Regions from separate parts of the Homo sapiens genome. Here region 2 is linked to region 1. Evidence: chromatin contacts called from ENCODE Hi-C or POLR2A ChIA-PET data. All regions are on one chromosome and are shown on one strand. The core of a region is the stretch at or near the end of the contact, and the rest is flanking DNA. Distances in the headings are between cores, read along the strand shown. Region 1 overlaps LINC-PINT (long intergenic non-protein coding RNA, p53 induced transcript). Region 2 overlaps ZC3HAV1 (zinc finger CCCH-type containing, antiviral 1).

Region 1 (7,268 bases), core at 1,801-4,300:
CGGGTACTGCCAAGGCAGTGAAGAGTTGATTTTATTCAGATGGACCCCAAACAGGCTCCAGACTCAGGAAAAGTAAGAACTGTGACAGAAGTGACAAGAAAGGTAGAAAGGAGAAGAGTAATTGAAAAGTCTGGAAATAACAATTATTCTTTTCATGACTACTTCCTGTCTTTATAAAAAAAAACCTTATAGCTTCCCCACTTCAGAGCAAAAATAAGAAAAGGGAGATAATTTTCTAAAAAAAATTAAACAAACGTCTGGTGAAGACTAAATAGCTAGTGTGGTTAAGAGAACCCCACAGTCAAGCCCTCCTCATTCTGACATCTAGCAGTTCCCCAGCAAGAGGGCTCAGGGTGGCTCTGTGTACCCAGGCTGAAGCCTGCTAGAGGCAGATGCTGTCATGCAGAACTTCTAGGCAGCCGTAATGGCACTTCATTTTTAAAAAGAAAATCAAATATATATTTTAAAAGTCTGCAACATGAAAGAGAAAAACCAAGATAAACAACAATAACAAAAAAGAAACAGAATATTTAAGAAAAAGATTTTTTTCTAAAAAAACTAAAAAAAAACCCCCAATTTATTAGTATTCCTGGAAATATTTGAGAATTACATCAACATAACAACAACAACAACAACAAAAAAGAACTACAAGAAAAAGCTCTATGAAATTAAAAATGCAAGCCTCAAATAACAATAGGGAACACTATGTGTGCACATGCTTGAGTAACTTAACCTCACACTTGTACTTCTTTTTTCCTTTTTTTCTTTTCTTTTTTTTTTCCTGAGACACAGTCTCATTCTGTCGCCCAGGCTGGAGTGCAGTAGCGTGATCTCAGCTCACTGCAACCTCTGCCTCCCAGGTTCAAGCAATTTTCCTTTCTCAGTCTCCCAAGTAGCTGGGATTACAGGTGTGCACCACCACGTGCAGCTAACTTTTGTATTTTTAGTAGGAATGGGTTTTTGCCATGTTGGCCAGGCTGGTCTCAAACTCCTGACCTCAAGTGCTCCACCCACCTCAGACTCCCAAAGTGTTGGGATTACAGGCGTGAAACACCACACCCAGCCTTTGTATTTCTGATTTAATCTACCATATAGACAATACCTTACCTAGAATGTGTTATATTTTACAGTACTGTCAACAGTTTGTAATGGCATATGTGGACTATGTTCATGACAAAGGGACAGTGCCACCATGTCCACTGTTCAAGAAAACCTGAGTCTGTTTTTAACTCCTCTGCAAGTTTACAGTTTACTTCTCTCAATACCTGCTCATCTTTTCTACAGAAGGGGAGTAACCAAAAGTCACAGGTTTTTTTTGTTTTCGTTTTGTTTTTTTGAGACAGAGTATCACTCTGTCACCCAGGCTGGAGTGCAGTGGTACAATCTCGGCTCACTGAAACCTCTGTCTCCCAGGTTCATGCAATTCTCCTGCCTCAGCCTCCTGAGTAGCTGGGATTACAGGAGTGTGCCATCACACACGGCTGATTTTTATATTTTTAGTAGAGACAAGGTTTTACTATGTTGGCCAGGCTGGTCTTGAACTCCTGACTTCAGGTGATCCGCCCACCATGGCCTCCCAAAATGCTGGGATTACAGGCATGAGCCACTGTGCCTGGCCATGTTTTGTTTTGAGACAGAGTCTTGCTCTATCGCCTAGGCTGTAGTGCAATGGCACGATCTCAGCTCACTACAACCTCTGCCTCCCGGGTTCAGGTGATTCTCCCGCCTCAGCCTCCCGAGCAGCTGGGATTACAGGTACCTGCCACCATGCCCAGCTAATTTTTGTATTTTTAGTAGAAACGGGGTTTCACCATGTTGGCCAGGCTGGTCTTGAACTCCTGACCTCAGTGATCCACCTGCCTCGGCCTCCCAAAGTTCTCGGATTACAGGCATGAGCCACTGCACCTGGCCCGGTCATGTTTTTAGAGTGACATATGAAGACTCCTAGAAAATATTAATACAGAAGAACTAGCTTACTATGAAGATTTCAAAATACTAATACAAATTAATGAGGTACACGTGAAATCTTCCCTGGGGAACTTCATGAAGAAGATAAGCATCCCTCCTATCTGGGTAATTTGCATACCCTCCTTCCTTAAACGCTGAGGCACGGATTGGTTCATTGGTTCAAAACCCTATCCATTATTCTCATAGCTCTCTTTATATGACAAAAAAATTCTGTCATGTCCCATTTACTACTCTAAAATCAAATTTGTTGATAATATTAACTACTGTACATGCAGCTTTAAAACATGAATATCCTAAATGTACATAAAAGATAATCTAAAAGAAGCAATTTATAATAAAAAATACTTCACATTTCATTATATAAATAATTTTCAGGTACAATTAACTATGTAATCAAATAGATGCTTGTAACTTACTTATAAAGAAGAAGCTTGTATTTAAGAGAAGTCAGATTAGAAGCTTTCCATATTAAAAGTGCAGGAAAATGAAAGAAGTAGTATAGGTGGACCAGAGAATGAAAATGAATCTATTCTGTGTATATTAAAAGTATGCAAAAATTATTTTGCATTTTTATGAAAAAATAAAGTCTAGGTTCAGAAAATTATAAACTGATCTTTCCCTACACGAATGTCCAACAGGATAACTGAAAGTCATGTGTACTACAGGGCAATTCTTTATCTCTTTTCTACTGTGGGACATTAAGTTCTCTCGCTCTCACTCATGAAATATCCTTCATTAGGCTGGGCGAGGTGGCTCATGCCTGTAATCCCAGCACTTTGGGAGGCCGAGGCCGGCGGATCACCTGAGGTCAGGAGTTTGAGACCAGCCTGACCAACATGGGGAAGCCCCGTCTCTACCAAAAATACAAAAATTAGCTGGGTGTGGTGGCTTGGGCCTGTAATCCCAGCTACTCACGTGGCTGCAGCAGGAGAGTTGCTTGAACCCAGGATACGGAGGTTGCAGTCAGTTGAGATCACACCACTGCATTCCAGTCTGGGCAACAGAGTGAGACTCCATCTCAAAAAAAAACCAGAAAAATCCTTCATTGTACCACCAGAATACCCTCATAAATTTCCACTCTGTCACCTAGGGGGCGGTACTGCTTCCATGAGAACTCCTGACCAGATCATCTATGGGAGTTTCCTTTTAGTCTTCATCGTCCGTCGCACTGAGAATCAAATCCTGATGGACAAATCAGCAACATAGCTAGGAAGCACAGTAACTTAATATAAAAAAAGACTATGAAGAAATTAATTTAGTTTAGGCTTATGCCATTAACTGTAGCCATATTCAACATAATTTCCTCTTTTTGAGTTCAGGATGATTGGTTACTCCACATAGAACATGGAGTGGAAAGCTGTATCTTTGTGACTTTTATTTAGATAGCACAAAATGAGCCTGATTTTTAAAATGTGAACATTCAAACCTGGCTAACTAATGATAAAAAAGGGAGTTTTTCATAGAACTCTACAACTCTCATTTCCTCAAAACAAGAATTAATGCATTCTTTCACATGCGGTCATTACAGGAAGGGGGGGTAGCCATTTACTGTAAATGCCTTTCTGATGCAATTCTACTACCTCTTTCAAAGACAGAATTCATCCAAGAAGCCTTAGTCACTTCTTCAAGAAAAATGCCACCGCGCTGAATGTACACAGACTAAACCACATGCCTAAGGAAAAAAGATGAGCTGATTCCACCATTAGAACACAGTTCGGGAGAAAAGTGGCAGAGAGAGAGAGCTCATAGCTTGTCAGAGCAGATCAAGTAGTATGTCTGAAAATCCGCCCTTTAATGTAACAGTCACTGTTTCATAAATCAAATGCAAACATAGATTTCCCCTCTGCCTAACTTTTAAAGTATACTTCCTAAAAATATAAGACCCCACTTCTAAGCCAGTAGCAACTGTGGTGATTTAATTTTTAAAGTTTCATGCACGGAAAGAAAAATGGAATCTTATCTTTTAAAATTTGAAAATGAAACTATGTTTTGAAGAGGGTAGATTTCACAGGAAAAGGGTAAGACAGTGGATAATACGATAAAGCAGTTTGGATGGAAAAACTTCAGACAAATAGTTCTGAACTCTTCTCAAAGAGAGGATCAATTTTTCTAAAACCTCAAAACCACCCAAAGGGAAAAAAAGGAATAATTTCTCCAGTTTATCCTTACCCGGATGAGCATGAATTCTTCTAACAGCCAGATGCACACACTTGTTTTTATGGAGGAGTTACTGCTGAGCCAAAGCCCAGGAGTCACTCAAGACTGGAGGCTGCGTGCTGCTGGAGCCCGAAATCCCCTTGATGAATGAAACTGCACATCGTAATATACACATTCAGAGCGGGCTATTGGCTAAATGAAGGCAATGCGTGTGGAAGTCTGATTTGCCACCTTCAGGGCAGGCGTCTTATATCCTAATTCAGAAAGATGACAGGCTTTTTTTTTTTTACTCCCTAGACAGTCAAAACTAGAAAGGGTTCGTTTTTCTGTAGCCTTCTCCCCAACCCTACGGAAACCACAGAGAGAACAAACCACAGTGAGACTTGACTCCTTAACTAGGCAATGCCAATGAGAAAAGAATTATGTTGACACTGGCAATTTACAAATAAGTCTCACACCACTGCCAAAGCTTGTTCGTGTTACATGACTGCCCGAGAGTCATACATAGGTATGGGGATGGTTTGGCTCATTTTTTAAGCCAAGAATTCTAAGCCGTAATTTTGGGGCTCCCTGAGGGTAGCAAACTTTACCAAAGAGTGGTAAAAACTCTTAAAAATATATTAATCTTTGTGCTATACTAGTGATCAACCAAAACATTAAAAACTAAGAATTACCTAAGTTTGGACTCAGAATCTCTGGGGAGGAGCCCAGGAAAATGAATTTTAACTGGCATCCTAGGTCATTCTTATGTCCTCTAAAGTTTGAGGACTACTTTTCCTGTTACTGGAACTGAACAGCTGATTATAGCTGCTTCCATCTTCCTTTATCATTCAATTATTTTGTCCTTGATTCCTGCTGAAGTCAGGAGTGACAAGAACAGCAAAGCCTCCTCAGGACAACTTGTGGCTTCTAACTCCAGGGAAATAAAAGGAGAGCCAGGCTGGGTTCACTTGATCTCCCCTCCCCACCTACCTCTGCTTCACTCCACCAAGACAGAAAAGTCCAAGCTGCAGAAACCTGGAAAATGCAGTACTTGAGGGCAAATATGAATATTACACTAACAGATGCTACAGCTGGAAAGCGAAAAATATACTGCCAAAGAGAAGAGGAAGAAAAAGAGAAAGAATACTAATGCTCACTGATTCCTTACTATTGTAGAAAAAACTGGGTTCTTGTCACATGACCAGGAAAAGTTACGCACACAGACCCTTTGAAGGGTGAGGGGTTATGGAATCTATTGGGCAAAAAGGAAAAAGACTCTCAGCAAAGCAAGATGAGTTTTTATGAACAGGCCCCCATCTCACAGATTGAATCCCAACTCACCACCCAGGAACAGGAGAGGCCAGGCTCCTAGCTGCAAAGGGTGAGAACTTCCTGAGGCTCCATCCCCTCCTCCCAGTGCACAGGCTGGTGGGAGACTCTCCAGGGACCTTCCCCCTTATCTTCCTCCTGCATCGATCATTACTATGTTCCAGACACTGCATCAACAACTTTATATGCAGCTTTCTTTGCCAAAGAAGTCTCACCAAAAAAACTTCTTCGAAAGTATCTGAACACACAAACTCAGGTGTCTACATCTCACAGCAGGGACACATGGTGCATCCTCCACGGAAGAAGCCGTGCTGGCTAAGTGTGTCCATTTCTACCCCAACTGCCCTATGAACAGAAAGGATTTCTAAAAAAGGAAACAGAGAAATACTGTTGGAAATGTATTTAAAACAAATCATCATCTTTCCGTATTTCCTTTTTTTTTCTTTTTTTTTTTTTGGAGACGGAGTCTCACTCTGTTGCCCAGGCTGGAGTGCAGTGGCGCGATCTCGGCTCACTGCAACCTCCACCTCCCAGGTTCAAGCAATTCTCCTGCCTCAGCCTCCCAAATAGCTGGGATTACAGGAGCCCATCACCACACCTGGCTAATTTTGTATTTTTAGTAGAGATGGGGTTTCACCATGTTGGCTGGGCTGGTCTTCAACTCCTGACTTCAGGTGTTCCACCTGCCTCGACCTCCCAAAGTGTTTGGATTACAGGCATGAGCCACCACACCCGGCCCCGTATTTCCTATTCTTATTCCTTCTTTATTCAACCTAAGATTGTGTGGCCTCTCAGAAATTTCAGAGAAGACTCCTGTCATCTGTTCTCCATTCTAACCCGTTTATTTCAATCCAAAGTACTGGGGGAAACCCCATCATTATAATATGACTTGAAAATATTATTTGGACATCACCAACAACTATCAACATTTTTTTTACTTTAATAAAAAGGGTTTTATCTTTGTCTCCAATATGCATAATGTTCCTAAGGAAACTTTCTAGAGAAGGGGAGCTCAACTTAGAAAACAGCTTATTTAGGAACAAGTTTTCCAAATCCTCCCCCGCACCTTTGTTTCAGGATGATTACGCATGGTGGTATCCTAACACAAAGGGGAAGGAAGCTGACTTCTGACTTACTACTATGAGCGGATCTGGTACATTTGGTATTCCAAGTGTTTTGCCTAATAGGTAAATGCAGATCTGTTGGGGCAGTGTTTCTCAAATTGTGTTAGCACTAAAACCCCTTGTATTCCCCTAAATGAAATCTTGGGTGAAGGTCCAATATCCTCACATGCTCGCTGCTGTGGCGGGTGGGCTGCGGGGCCCACAGGCCTTCCTTATTTGGGCCCACTTTCTCAACTCACCCCCAGGGTCGCTACAGAGGCAATGCTGCCAAACCCCAAAGGCTCTGTTTTCTATTTTCTCAGACGTTGATGATTTTTTAAATTAATACTTTATCATTTTATTTTATGCATGCCTTTGCGTCTCAAAGTGGGGCATACATTGAAACATTTTCAAAGTCATGTCCAGTCATGCTACGTGCAACACTGAGCTTAGGAATTCTGGGACATATTTGGCCAGTGTGGACCCTGACATGAAAATTATAATTTCCATCTGTATCCCTTTGGAAACAACACCTTTAATATATTTGCAAGTTCAAGGTCATTTTAGAAACACAAAATTTTGCAGAGATATAAAGTTTAAATGAATGAGAATATCATCTTGATGATTAAGATCCCTTGCCAAATTTCACTTCCACTAGTGAGCATTAGTTTGCTACATAGGGGACAGTAAGCTTTGGACTATATATTAACACTCAAGCAAATATATATA
Region 2 (7,268 bases), core at 4,306-6,805, 8.1 Mb after region 1:
GAATTCCAATAGTGGTAACAGTTGCACAACATCATGAATATACTTATTGCCACTGAACTGTACACTTTAAAATAGTTTTACTTCGGGAGGCCCAGGAGGGCAGATCACCTGAGGTCAGGAGTTCAAGAGCAGCCTGGCCAATGTGGCAAAACCCTGTCTCTACTAAAAATACAAAAATTAGCCAGGCATGGTGGCGCGTGCCTGTAATCCCAGCTACTTGGGAGGCTGAGGCAAGAGAATCGCTTGAACCCAGGAGGCGGAGGTTGCAGTGAGCTGAGATCACACCACTGCACTCTAGCCTGGGTGACAGAACAAAAAATAAATAAATAAATAAATAAATAAACCTCAAAAAAGTAAATAAATAAAATAAATAGTTTTAGCCATTTTTAAAATGGTAAAAAACAAACAAAAAATAAATACTTTATCTCAAAAAATAAATAAAAATAGTTTTAGCCATTTTTAAAATGGTAAAAAACAAACAAACAAAAACTGTTACAAACAAAAATAGAGTGCTATGATGACCAAAAAAGTAAAATGCGAATAAGAAGCAACTACTAAGATGCCAAGTAAGACAAACTTAAAAAAATGAGTAATAAGACTTAAAAGGGCTAGAGATCCAGAATATATAAAGAATTAAAACCACAATGAGGGCTGGGCGCGGTGGCTCACGCCTGTAATCCCAGCACTTTGGGAGGCCAAGGTGGGCAGATCACGAGGTCAGGAGATCGAGACCACCCTAGCGAACATGGTGAAACCCTGTCTCTACCCAAAATACAAAAAAAAAAAATTAGCCAGGGGTGGTGGCATGCACCTCTAGTCCCAGCTACTCAGGAGGCTGAGGCAGAATGGCGTGAACCCAGGAGGCGGAGACTGCACTGAACCGAGATTGCACCACTGCACTCCAGCCTGGGCGACAGACCGAGGCTCTGTCTCAAAAAAAAACAAAAACAAAAACAAAAACAAACAAAAAAAACCACAGTGATACAATTTCACATTCCTTGTATTGGCACAAATTTTTAAAAGCTGACGATACCACTTGGCCACTATGTGAGGCAAGGGAAGGCTCTTATTCTTCTGGTGGGAGTATAACTTGGCAAACACACTTCGGAAAACAATTTGGCATTATCACATAAAACTTTAAGAATCAAAATTCCACTCTCCCTCTCTTTCCACGGTCTCCCTCTCCCTCTCTTTCCACGGTCTCCCTCTCCCTCTCTTTCCACGGTCTCCCTCTCCCTCTCTTTCCACGGTCTCCCTCTCCCTCTCTTTCCACCGTCTCCCTCTGATGCGGAGCCGAGGCTGGACTGTACTGCTGCCATCTCGGCTCACTGCAACCTCCCTGCCTGATTCTCCTGCCTCAGCCTGCCGAGTGCCTGCGATTGCAGGCGCGTGCCGCCACGCCTGACTGGTTTTCGTATTTTTTTGGTGGAGACGGGGTTTCGCTGTGTTGGCCGGGCTGGTCTCCAGCTCCTAACCGCGAGTGATCCGCCAGCCTCGGCCTCCCGAGGTGCCGGGATGGCAGACGGGGTCTTGCTCACTCAGTGCTCAATCTTGCCCAGGCTGGAGTGCAGTGGTGTGATCTCGGCTAGCTACAACCTCCACCTCCCAGCCGCCTGCCTTGGCCTCCCAAAGTGCCGAGATCGCAGCCTCTGCCCTGCCGCCACCCCGTCTGGGAAGTGAGGAGCGTCTCTGCCTGGCCGCCCATCGTCTGGGATGTGAGCAGCCCCTCTGCTCGGCTGCCCAGTCTGGGAAGTGAGGAGCGCCTCTTCCCGGCCGCCATCCCGTCTAGGAAGTGAGGAGCGTCTCTGCCAGGCCGCCCATCGTCTGAGATGCGGGGAGCGCCTCTGCCCTGCCGCCCCGTCTGGGATGTGAGGAGCGCCTCAGCCCGGCCACCACCCCGTCTGGGAGGTGTACCCAACAGCTCATTGAGAACGGGCCATGATGACGATGGCGGTTTTGTGGAATAGAAAAGGGGGAAAGGTGGGGAAATGATAGAGAAATCGGATTGTTACTGTGTCTGTGTAGAAAGTAGACATGGGAGACTTCATTTTGTTCTGTACTAAGAAAAATTCTTCTGCCTTGGGATGCTGTTGATCTATGACCTTACCCCCAACCCTGTGCTCTCTGAAACATGTGCTGTGTCCACTCAGGGTTAAATGGATTAAGGGCGGTGCAAGATGTGCTTTGTTAAACAGATGCTTGAAGGCAGCAGACTCGTTAAGAGTCATCACCACTCCCTAATCTCAAGTACCCAGGGACACAAACACTGCGGAAGGCCGCAGGGTCCTCTGCCTAGGAAAACCAGAGACATTTGTTCACTTGTTTATCTGCTGACCTTCCCTCCACTATTGTCCTATGACCCTGCTAAATCCCCCTCTGTGAGAAACACCCAAGAATGATCAATAAAAAAAAAAAAAAATCAAAATTCCACTACTAGATCTCTAGGGAAACTCATGTACATGTACACAAAGAAGCATATACCAAAATGTTCAAAGCATAATGGTTTAATAGCAAATACTTAAAACAATATCAATTTTACTTTGTTTTTTCAGAGGCAGGGTCTCATTCTATTGCCCAGGCTGGAGGGCAGTGGCGCAACTGCACCTGACCGCAGCCTTGTCCTCCCAGGCTCAAGTGATCCTCCCGCCTCAGCCTCCTGAGTAACTGGGACCACAGGTGTGTGCCACTGTGTCCAACTAATTTTATTTTTTAATGTTTTTGTAGGAGCTATGTTGCCCGGGCTGGTCTCGAACCCCTGACTTCAAGAGATTCTCCCACCTCGGCCTCTTGAAGTACTGGGATTACAGATATTAGCTACTGAGGCCAGTCTCAATTTTAATAATAAGAAGATCAATATATAAATTGTGTACATTCATGCAAAAGAAAACAATGAAGACATTTCAGGGAATCAGAGTAGACCTTCTCTAAAATTGGTGGGGCCCAGAGCAAGGTTATAAATGGAGGCTTGGATACAAATGTCTAAATATTTAACAGTAATAAATCATGCTGAGCTGGGCTTAGTGGCTCATGCCTGTAATCCCAGCAGTTTGGGAGGCTGAGGCAAGAGGAATGCTTGAGCCCAGGCACTCGAGACCAGCCTGGGCAAAATAGTGAGACACTGTCTCTATACACACACACACACACACACACACACACACACACACACACACAAATTAGCCAGGTATGGTGGCACTAGCCTGGTCCCAGCTACTGGGAGGCTGACATGGGAGGATCGTTTGAATCCAGGAGGTGGAGGCTGCAGTGAGCCATATTTGCACCACCACACTCCAGAGTGGTGACAGAACAAGATCCTGTCTCAAAAAAAAAAAAAGTATATATATATGTATATGTATATGTATATGTATATGTATATGTGTGTGTGTGTTTATATATGATATATATAAAATAAAAACTTTAATACAAAAACTTTAAAATTTGTTGTAAAAAAATTTTTTTGGAGACAGAGCCACACTCTGTTGCCCAGGCTGGTGTGCACTGGCATGAACATAGCTCACTGTAACCTCAAAATTCCTGGGATCAAACAATCCTTCTGCCTCAGCCTCCAGCACTGCTAGGACTATGGGCATGCACCACCACGCCCAGCTAATATTTTTTATATAATTATTTTTATTTTTTATTTATTTTACTTGTTTTTTATTTTTTTATTTTTTTATTTTTTTTTTATTTTTTGATGGGGTCTCACTATGTTGTCCAGGCTAGTCTTGAACTCCTGTCCTCAATCCTCTCATCTTGGCCTCCCAAAGCACTGGGAGTACACCCATGAGCCACTGCACCCAGCCCAGGAAAAAAATTTTTTTTGAATTCAAATAATGACTATTTCAAAGCCTTCCGACTGGCATAAGCCAAAAAAGTCTGATAACACCAAGCATTAATTGGCCAGAAAATGAGGAAACTGGGACACTCAGACATATAAGTATAAATTGGCACAGCCACCTTTATACTAATTCGTCAGAATCTGGAAAAGTTGAAGCTATGTAACAATTCAAACCAACAATTCCACTTCCTAATGATCTACCCTGGAAAAGCTCTAACCATGAGCACCAGGAAACACTTGCACGTAAATTCTTGGCAGCACGATTTGGTATAACAAAAACCTGGAAATATACTATATATCCATTACTGGGGGGAATAGGTAACTGAACTGTGGTATAAATCCTATGATGAAATACTTTTCAACTGTTAAAATGAATAAACTAGGTCCTTGTGTAGCAATATGAATAGATCTCCAAAACACAGCATTGAATAAAAATTCTAAAACACATAAAATACTACATTTTGTATATGGATGCAAACATATACAAGAGGAAATTATAAAATCATGGAAGGACAAGATACACACCAAAATCATGATTGAAGCTGCTTCTTAGGAAAGGGAAATGAGACTGGGGATGAGAAAAAAATAACCTTAGGTCTGTTATGATTGTTTAGTATATTTTAAAAGAGGAGCAAAACTGAAAAATGTGAACACTTATTTATCCCAGGAGGTGAGTTATAACTTTTATGGGTTCAGAATAAATATTCTCTGATGCTTGCGTTTTTCAGTATTCTATTCAACTTGCGAAACAGTCAACTAGTCCTCTTCCCATCTACCCACCCCCACCCAAAATGTGAATTAACCGAAAAGGAAAGACATACAAACAGGAAAGAACCCAGAGGAAACACCCACATCGGCAAAAACCGCAAAGCAAGGTAAAGACCCTTAGGCAGCCTGCTTGAAACAGTTAACAGAAATCATGCAGGCAAAATAAATTTTTGAATTAATAACTTCATATAGTTACTGGACAATGTAAGTAGCTAGTTAAGAAGTCAAGGCCGGGCGCGGTGGCTCACGCCTGTAATCCCAGCACTTTGGGAGGCTGAGGTGGGCGGATTGCCTGAGCTCAGGAGTTGGAGACCAGACTGGGCAACATAGTGAAATCCCGTCTCTACTAAAATACAAAAATGAAAAAAAATTAGCCAGGCGTGGTGGCAGGCGCCTGTAGTCCCAGCTACGCGGGAGGCTGAGGCAGGAGAATCGCTTGAACCGGGGAGGCGGAGGTTGCAGCGAGCTGAGATCACGCCACTGCACTCCAGCCTGGCAACAGAGCGAGACTCTGTCACAAAAAAAAAAAAAAAAAAAAAAAAAGTCAAACAAGGCCGGGAGCGGTGGCTCATGCCTGTAATCCTGCACTTTGGGAGGCTGGGAAGATTGCTTAAGCCTAGGAGTTTGAGAGCAGCCCAGGCAAAATGGCAAAATCCCATCTCTACTAAAAAATACAAAAATTAGCTGGGTGTGGTGGCACATGCTTGTAATCCCAGCTACTCGGGAGGCTGAGGCAGGACAATCGCTTGAACCGGGGAGGCGGAGGTTGCAGCGAGCTGAGATCACGCCACTGCACTCCAGCCTGGGTGACAGAGTGAGACTCTGTCTCAAAAAAAAAAAAAAAAAAAAAGAAAAGAAAAGTTAGCCGGACATGGTGGCGCCCACCTGTAGTCCCAGCTACTCAGGAGGCTGAGGGAGGAGGATCATCTGAGCCTAGGAATTCGAAGTGGCAGTGAGCTATGACCGTGCCACTGCACTTCAGTCTGGGTGACAAAGCAAGATCTCATTTCTAAAGAAAAAAAAAAGGAAGTCATGCAGATCTAGGTTCAAATACCAATCCTGCCAGCTTCTAGTTATGTTACTTTCAGTAGATTTCTGAAAGGCTCCATGCCCGAGTTTCCTACAATAAGGATGGGACTTAAAATACTACCTTAGGAGCTATCCTAAAGACTAACCTGGATATCATCTCCAAAGTGCTTATCATAGTGGTTGGCACATAGTTATTTGTTCGATAAATAGTGATTATTTTTGCATCAGAAGTGGGATTAGAACTCCATGTGTGGGCATATATTTCAGCAAAGCAAATAGAAATATCCAAACCGATTCACCAAAACAATTATCCAACATTGAAGCAAGCCCTGTTGTCAACTAAAATGTATCACTAAAAACATTGCAAAAGAAAAGACAGGAACTACAGAATAGACAGGATAAATCCTATCTATAAATAATAGTACCACAGACAAAATTTTATACACCCAGCACAATGCAAATCGTCCCCCTGTAAACAGAGACCAGTTTAGTGAACTGAATAGTAATGTCAAGATGGGTATCAATTAGTTAACAGACCCCATTAACTGGTAATCTACAAAGAAAGTTCTTAAACTCACAAGTGGCAAGTTTTGGAAGACAAGGTTTTATTACTCGCTAAGAGGAGAATATTTTTAAAACATAAGTAGGGAGGAAAAAAACATGTTTTCTAGGACCCGAGGACAAAAAAAAAATTCTCCCAGAGGTCCTTATTACAACACTTTATACATTAATAGATTAAAAGTTTGTAATTCCCAAATTCAAAAGTGATATAAAATGAAATTAAAAATATGGCTCTGCCAATAAATGTTAGGAAATAAGATTTTATCACTCTACTAAAAAAAATAAACTTTATTGACTTCTCTGGAGGGTCCATCCAAATTTAGATAGACCAAATAATCCCTATATTATATATATTCTTATAAAAGTGGAGGTTAACAACCCAATTAACGAGTTTAAAACAGTTTTGCTGTTTCAAACCAGGGAAAAATATACCATAATAAACTTCATAAAACTAAAATTTCTAAGCATATTGCCTACAACAAATTGAAACAAAGTATTTAAATGTTAGATATGTAACATATGAAAACAATTATAGGCCAGGTGAGGCAGTGGCTCAGGCCTGTAATCCCAGCACTTTGGGAGGCCTAGGCCGGCAGATCGCTTGAGCTCAGGAGTTCGAGACCGGCCTGGCCAACATCGCGAAACCCCATCTCTACTAAAAATACAAAAAATTAGCCAAGCATGGTGGCACACACCTATAATCCCAGCTACTTGGGAGTCTGAGGCAGTAGAATTGCTTGAACCTGGGAGGCAGAGTTTGCAGTGAGCTGAGATCGGGTCACTGCACTCCAGCCTTGGGTGACCCTATCTCAAAAAATTTTAAAAAAATCTTTTTTTAAAAGGATTATGTCTATGTATCCTTTTCCCTGAAAATAAAAGTTGGATTTATAAGACAATCAGGGAAATTTGAATACCAACTGGACAATAGATGATATTAAAATTGTAATTTTTTTTACAAAAATGTGATCATTGTACTGTATTATGTTAATAAAACATAGTTCTTATGTTTTAGAGATACTAAAGTACTTAGTAATCAAATGGTTGCTGAGATTTGCTTTAAAATAACACATTGGAG

The links. Hi-C counts contacts between places; a loop is a spot of excess contacts on that map. ChIA-PET counts read pairs that join two places held with the same protein, here RNA polymerase II (POLR2A). Pooled maps may share reads with other maps.
Region 2: a pooled map shows a loop between it and region 1 (5-fold over the local background). The contact joins two enhancer-like sites. A Hi-C loop is called at or near these places in 1 of 50 pooled maps. POLR2A ChIA-PET finds 5 or more read pairs at or near these places in 2 of 52 experiments (activated B cell and activated naive CD4-positive, alpha-beta T cell).

Annotation. Positions count from the first base shown.
Region 1 is chr7:130,956,986-130,964,253 of GRCh38, forward strand. The region is part of intron 5 of LINC-PINT (long intergenic non-protein coding RNA, p53 induced transcript); the gene reads right to left. Among named protein-coding and RNA genes, the nearest start is that of LINC00513, 47 kb to the left of the region's middle. RefSeq lists a silencer at 283-332 and enhancers at 1,134-1,193, 3,012-4,211, 3,538-3,627, 4,181-4,270. Within about 2 kb of position 3,051, at least 16 of the 41 ENCODE cell types and tissues checked have a DNase peak (open chromatin) inside an H3K27ac peak, as active enhancers do.
Region 2 is chr7:139,099,601-139,106,868 of GRCh38, forward strand. All of the region lies in intron 1 of ZC3HAV1 (zinc finger CCCH-type containing, antiviral 1), which reads right to left. Among named protein-coding and RNA genes, the nearest start is that of ZC3HAV1, 6.5 kb to the right of the region's middle. RefSeq lists an enhancer at 2,175-2,746. Within about 2 kb of position 5,556, at least 6 of the 41 ENCODE cell types and tissues checked have a DNase peak (open chromatin) inside an H3K27ac peak, as active enhancers do.